2 separate regions of the Mus musculus genome follow, and region 2 is linked to region 1. Evidence: chromatin loops called from intact Hi-C (ENCODE). Cell type or tissue: left cerebral cortex. All regions are shown on one strand. Links, peaks and the distances in the headings refer to the core of each region. The heading gives the core; the rest is flanking DNA. Region 1 has its middle 9.1 kb from the start of Gm35533. Region 2 overlaps Gm20110 (predicted gene, 20110).

Evidence for each region. Hi-C counts contacts between places; a loop is a spot of excess contacts. Peaks named below come from ENCODE experiments on the same cell type or tissue, not always from the same donor. Only the 100,000 strongest peaks of a DNase experiment are listed, where the experiment ranks them.
Region 2: a loop joins it to region 1, with 8 times the contacts of the local background. A loop is called at or near these places in 22 of 42 quality-filtered maps.

What each region holds. Positions count from the first base shown.
Region 1 is chr10:100,151,741-100,154,660 of GRCm38, reverse strand. No RefSeq gene overlaps it. Among named protein-coding and RNA genes, the nearest start is that of Gm35533, 9.1 kb to the right of the region's middle. In left cerebral cortex, for the core only: a CTCF peak has its summit at 1,605 (motif pointing right); DNase peaks (open chromatin) are centred at 1,148 and 1,633.
Region 2 is chr10:99,635,400-99,638,319 of GRCm38, reverse strand. All of the region lies in intron 1 of Gm20110 (predicted gene, 20110), which reads right to left. Among named protein-coding and RNA genes, the nearest start is that of Gm35101, 24 kb to the left of the region's middle. In left cerebral cortex, for the core only: no CTCF peak of the experiment used is centred there; no DNase peak of the experiment used is centred there.

The DNA of each region.
Region 1 (2,920 bases), core at 142-2,641:
AACCCACTTGAAGGCACCCCATCCCTGAGTCCACTGCTGCACTGTGTCAGCTATCTTGTTAGAAAAGACACCATGAGTTTTCCCATAGTCTGCAGTAGTTTATCTGACTAACAGTTCTTTTCTAAAGTTCTAATGTAATGCCCAGATGACCTCTAACACAGATGAAAAGGGGACAAAGGCATGCTCCCTGATAATGTCTGTTTTGTTTGTCAGTAAGAGACACCGATCTCCTTCCTGTGCTCACCCATGTCTTCCTTCCGATACTATGATGGAATCTTTTGGTTATAGTGTATAGTGAGCATTTCAGTCTAGTTAGGTGGCAGAAGGCATGACCACAGCAGGGTGGTGAAGAGGTTTGACTTCACAGGATTCTACCTTGCTGGCATTATTTTATGGTTTGCTTTGTAGCAAACTTCTCAAGAGTCCTACATTTCAGGTCTCTTGTTTCAATATGATTTGAATATCATAAATTTAACGTTGACTTTTATTATAATGAGATAATACTTGCTTCTGGGATTTTGCATGATCCATTTTGATTTTTGTGGTCTGGGAATTGAAGCAAAGGTTTTGCATACTTTTTAAATTTTATTTTAAGTTGCTTAAAGTATTTAATTCTCTGTCTCGCTCTTTGCCTGTTTATCCGTCTCCCTTTCCTCTCTGCGTCTTTGTTTGTGTCTGTGTCTCCTCCCCCCACTCACGTGTGTGCACATGTACCCACACCTGTGTGTGCATGTGCATTCAAAACTGTTAAAATGAACAACGCCTTCATCACTATATTTCTTAAATCACGTTTTATATCCACTCTCTCCAGGACTTTCTAGCTATTCACTTCCCAGAAGCCACTGAAGTTTAGTATTTGAATTGACTTTTTGCTTCAATACCTAATGGACTTACAGTCACTTAACAAATTATGATTGCATTTCTACTGAAAATGAGGTCTAGGATAGAGGCTTGGAAACAATATGTTAGGAAAATACAATCTACACATTGACTCATACCTATAATTCTAGTATTTAGGAAAACAAGCAGGGAAATTGCTAAGTTCCAAGTTATCCTGTGCTATAATGACTAATCTTGTATCAAAAATTATAACTAAACCGAACAGCATTTGGTATGACTCATCCCCGCAAATGCCTAACATCTTATTCAAAGGAGAAAGTGCCTTGTTCAGACTCTGCTCATCCCATGCGGAAGAGCTGCTCAGGGTCATTGTTTTCCTCTGTGCATTTGTGTAAATACTTAGAAACATTCTCTACACAATAAACCTTCAATGATGTGTTCTTGATTGCTTCTAGATACTCTTAGCCCCTGGGAAGTGCATGTTACCAGTGGTTGGATTGTAGGTCAATGAATTTAACTAATGGGGTCTCTCTCCCTTCACTTAGGCATACAGCATTTGAAAAACAATTTTTTTTTAGAACAAAAAGACATAAATGCATTATTCTTACTTATACAAAATTATAGTTTTTGTTTTGTGGTGGTATCATAACCAACTATGCTGAAATCATTAGTCATCTGCACACTTTAAGATCTGAGCACTTTAGGGAAGAGCGAAGGCCCAGTAGGTAAAGGTGCCTGACAACTTTGAGTTCAATCTCTGGTTCCCACAAGGTGGCAGAAGAGAACAGAATCCCAAGATTTCTCTGCCGTCCATACATTACACATGCTGCATACACCGCAGACATGCATAGGCATGAGTGTACAAGTGTGTGCAGGTGGATTTCCATGCACATCCACACAACGAACAGGCCATCTTCAAGTGAATTAATAAACAACTAAATGTACATTTGCTAGTAGTTTACTGATGGAAGTTGTTCGGTGCAAACTTATTTTAAAACAGGAGTTAAAAGTGTTCACAGTCCTCCATTAATCATGTGCCTGTACGAAGCTGAATTTCCATCTTCAGTGATTTTGCTTTTATTAATATTGTGATTACTAAATGAGTAATCCCCAGTGTGCTCTGTTATATGTTTGCTATATTGAACAAAGGGTTATTGTTCACAACCATTTGATTTTCCATTTTTATTTACCATTGTTTGCTTTTAGATGAGCAATGCCTCGTCCCTGGAAACCAAGCTCTTTGAGGAATGGGGACAGGGAGGGATTTATATTTATTTTATCCTGTGTTCCGAGTCTAACAATAGTATGTCTCCATTGTAATTTATCAGAGGGATTTTTCAGAAAATAGTTCAACTGAATCACAGGTTAATGAATAAACAGTTCTTCTGAGCTTCCAGCCTTTATATCACAAAGCATCTGAAAATAAAGGAAAGGTCTGTGAAGTTTTTCTATGCTGGTAAGCGGATGAATCATTTTATCATGCGACTGATAAGTTTTTATGTAGTGATTGGCCCATCTTATCTTGTGTTTTAGAATAAACAGAATTACAAGAAAGCATGAGTATATACATATTAAACTAAAAAGATGCTTTGCTATAAAACTTCCATTCTTCACACATACATAATACAAAATAGTGTATCTATCTTTAAAAGAAAGATCAAATCCAAAGCAAATCTTTGAGGAAGAATGAAATACTTAAGTATTTTAATTGTAAGTCATTCTTTGTCTAAGGAGTTCTACCTAGGGTTGTGACTCATTTCGATTACTGTGATAAAGCAGAATGACAAAAAATGTACCTTATGGAGGAAAGGATTTATTTCTATTTGTAGTTGTAGTCCCTCAGTCAGGGAAGTCAGGACAGAAACTCAAGAAAAGCAGGAGTCTGGAGGCAGAAGCTGATACAGAAGCCAAGTCTTGCTCACCCTGCTTTCTTGCAGCATCCAGAACCATCAGCTCAAGGGTCCTACCCACAGGAGGTTGAACTCCCCTCTCCTCACATGGACCACTTGCTAAGAAAAGGTCCCTTTAGATATTATCAAGAGACACAACCTCACAGTAAATTCCACTTGCAATCTTTTCT
Region 2 (2,920 bases), core at 292-2,791, 520 kb after region 1:
AGTGATAGAGGCACTCAGAACAGCAAAGGAAACAGGCATGGGACACTGCTTCTCTCTAGGGTCTCCTCTGAGAGCAGGTCTTGCCTCCCCCAACGAATGCTCTCTGGAAACACTCTCACAGACACACTCGTCTCATCTGTTCTAAATTGCATTAACTCAACAAGAACAAACGTCGAGATAAAATGAGCATGAGTGTACTCCAGACTGATTAGAGCATGTATCTTCAGCTATTAGTCAAAGAAATGCCATAATGCAGTATGTGGAAGACATCCATTAAAAATTATTACTATCTCTAAGACACTATGAGGATAAGAGCTTATTCTCTTTGAAGCGTGCCCAATGAAGCCAGGATAGAAACTGGCGAGGCAGCTTCATGAAGTGCATGGCAGGAGCATCCCAAGGCCCAGGGAGCTCCATCCTGGACAGAGCTCAGAGCTGTCACTGGGTCATATGCACACTGTGTTGAGGGACTCAGCCTAGCCTTTACTAAAATGTTATTTCTCATTGGAGGGATTCTGAGATGAAAGACGCAGATAATTCTCTTCTCCTTTCCATTTGGAATAGTCCTCCTTCAGTTCAGCTCTCTTTAGGCAGTAGAGGGAAGGCATCAAAAATATCTTTATAGTTAGTGGATATTAGCCAAAAAAAAAAAAATTACAGAATACCCAAGATACAGTCCACAGAACTCAAAAAGGACAAGATGAAGTGCCCAAGTGAGGATGCCTTAGTTCCACTAGAGAGGGAGAAGAAAGCAATCACAAGTGGGGAGGGAGGGAGGACCTGGGAGGGAAAGTGGATGGGGGTTGGGGTGAGGGGAGGGGAGGGAGAGGGGAACTTGATCTGTTATTGCTTGAGGGAAAAGGACTAAAGCCCTGAGGGCCAGCAGAAAAAATGGAAACAGAAGTTGGGAGGGATCCTCCAAAATGCACCAGAGACCTGGGAGGTGAGAGACTCTCAGGATTCAAAAGGAGGGACCTTACATGAAATGTGTGAGAGTATGGAGAGGGAACTTATAGAGCCCACCTCCAGCAGGAAGACAGGGGATCAAATGGGGGAGGGGATTGCCATCCCACCTTCAAAACTCTGACCCATAATTGTTCCTGTCTGAAAGAACTGCAGAGATGGAAATGGAGAGGAGCCTGAGGAAAAGAAGGTCCAGTGACAGGCTCAAACTAGGATCCAGCTTAAGGGGAGATCTCAAGGCCTGACACTATTACTGAGGCTATGGAGTGCTCACAAAAAGGGACCTAGCATGACCGCACTCTGGAAAACCAAGCAAGCATCTGAAAGACTCAGATGCAGAAATTTGCACCCAACCAATGGACAGAAGCTGCTGACCCCTGTGGTTGAATTAGGAGAAAGCTGGAAGAAGCTGAAGAGGAGGGCAACCCTGTAGGAGGACCAGCAGTCGCAATTAACAAGGACCCCCGAGATCTCTTAAACACTGGACCACCAACCAGGCAGCATACACCAGCTGATATGAAGCCCCCAACACATATACAGCAGTGGACTGCGTTCAGTCAGAGAAAGATGCACCTAACCCTCAAGAGACTGGAGGCCCCAGGGAGTTTAGAGGTCTGGTTGTGTGGGGGGATGGGGGGGTGGGGACATCCTCATGGAGACAGAGGGATGGGGAGGAGATATGGGATGTGGAACAGTCAGAAGGTGGATGGGGGCTGGGGGATAAAATCTGGAATGTAAAGAAATAAAGAAAGAAAAGAAAAATAATTAAAAATAAATAAATAAATAATAAATAAAATAAATTTAAAAAATAATAAAGAGCAATGTCCAGAAGACATGGTTTAAGAGGTACAAATTTTTCTGGGTCCTCTCTGGTTGTCGCAGCATCATCCCAATGGCTCCTGCTCCATCAAGGCAGGGCCCACGTAGCATTTGCACAACCCAGCCTCTCTAGAATCAGTTCATACAGGCAGGCAGGCAAAGGCACTTTACATTGAAGGACTTCACTAAGGTAAAATGCCCCAGTCAGAGAGTAGCACAGTACGTCCTAGGCACAAATTTAGGGATACCCACCTCTACCTAAACTAACGGCACCTCTTATTACACGTGTTCTTTGCTCCCAAGGTTCTGTTTCTTGCTTGTTTTCCAGCGTTAAAGATCAAGGGAACCATTAGAGAACATGCACACCAGCTCACTCAATCGAGAAAGGGAAAACTGAACGGGACAATATATCTTATATCCATGGCCGAATGAACTTGCAAATGCTGTACCTTAGAACTTCAGTGAAGCTGAGGTCACTTTTGGCAGTTCTCTGCCACTTTTGGCAGTTCTCTGCCACACCAATGAGCACCAATGAAGCTGCAAGAGAGGGCCACGGCATTGTTAGCCCTTCCTTGTGGTGGCACACCTCCAAGAGAAAGAGAAGCTCAACCTGCCACTTCAGATTCTTAGGTCACACCCTTTCTCCTAACAGAGGGGAGAACCAGAGAAGTGGCACTAATTAATGTCCTTCTGTTGGACCAAAACATCATGACTGGGGGGGAGGGGGGTCTTCAGACTAGCAACAAACAAGAGGCAGCTTCCTAGCCTTTCAATATTGAAAACAAAACTTCAGTGTGAGAGACTCCTTATGTCCATGTGCATAACCTTATACTAACAACACAAAGGTATCTTTTCAATACACCTAGGAGAGGAGTTTTGTGCCCTGTATACTACTTTTAAATTGTTCTTCTTAGTGATTGGACCAAACCACATGGGGACCGTTAGGATACAAGCCCCTATTGATCTCCATTCTTAAAAAAGGGCCTGATACTAAAAAAGACAAACAAAAATATCCATACATATCTACACACACACATCATCTGCTGGGTATAAAATATTATCTCAATACAAGACAGTTTATTTTTGCATATCTGCAAGGACTGGAATTCATCTCATATTTGCTAGCCATCCATATGTC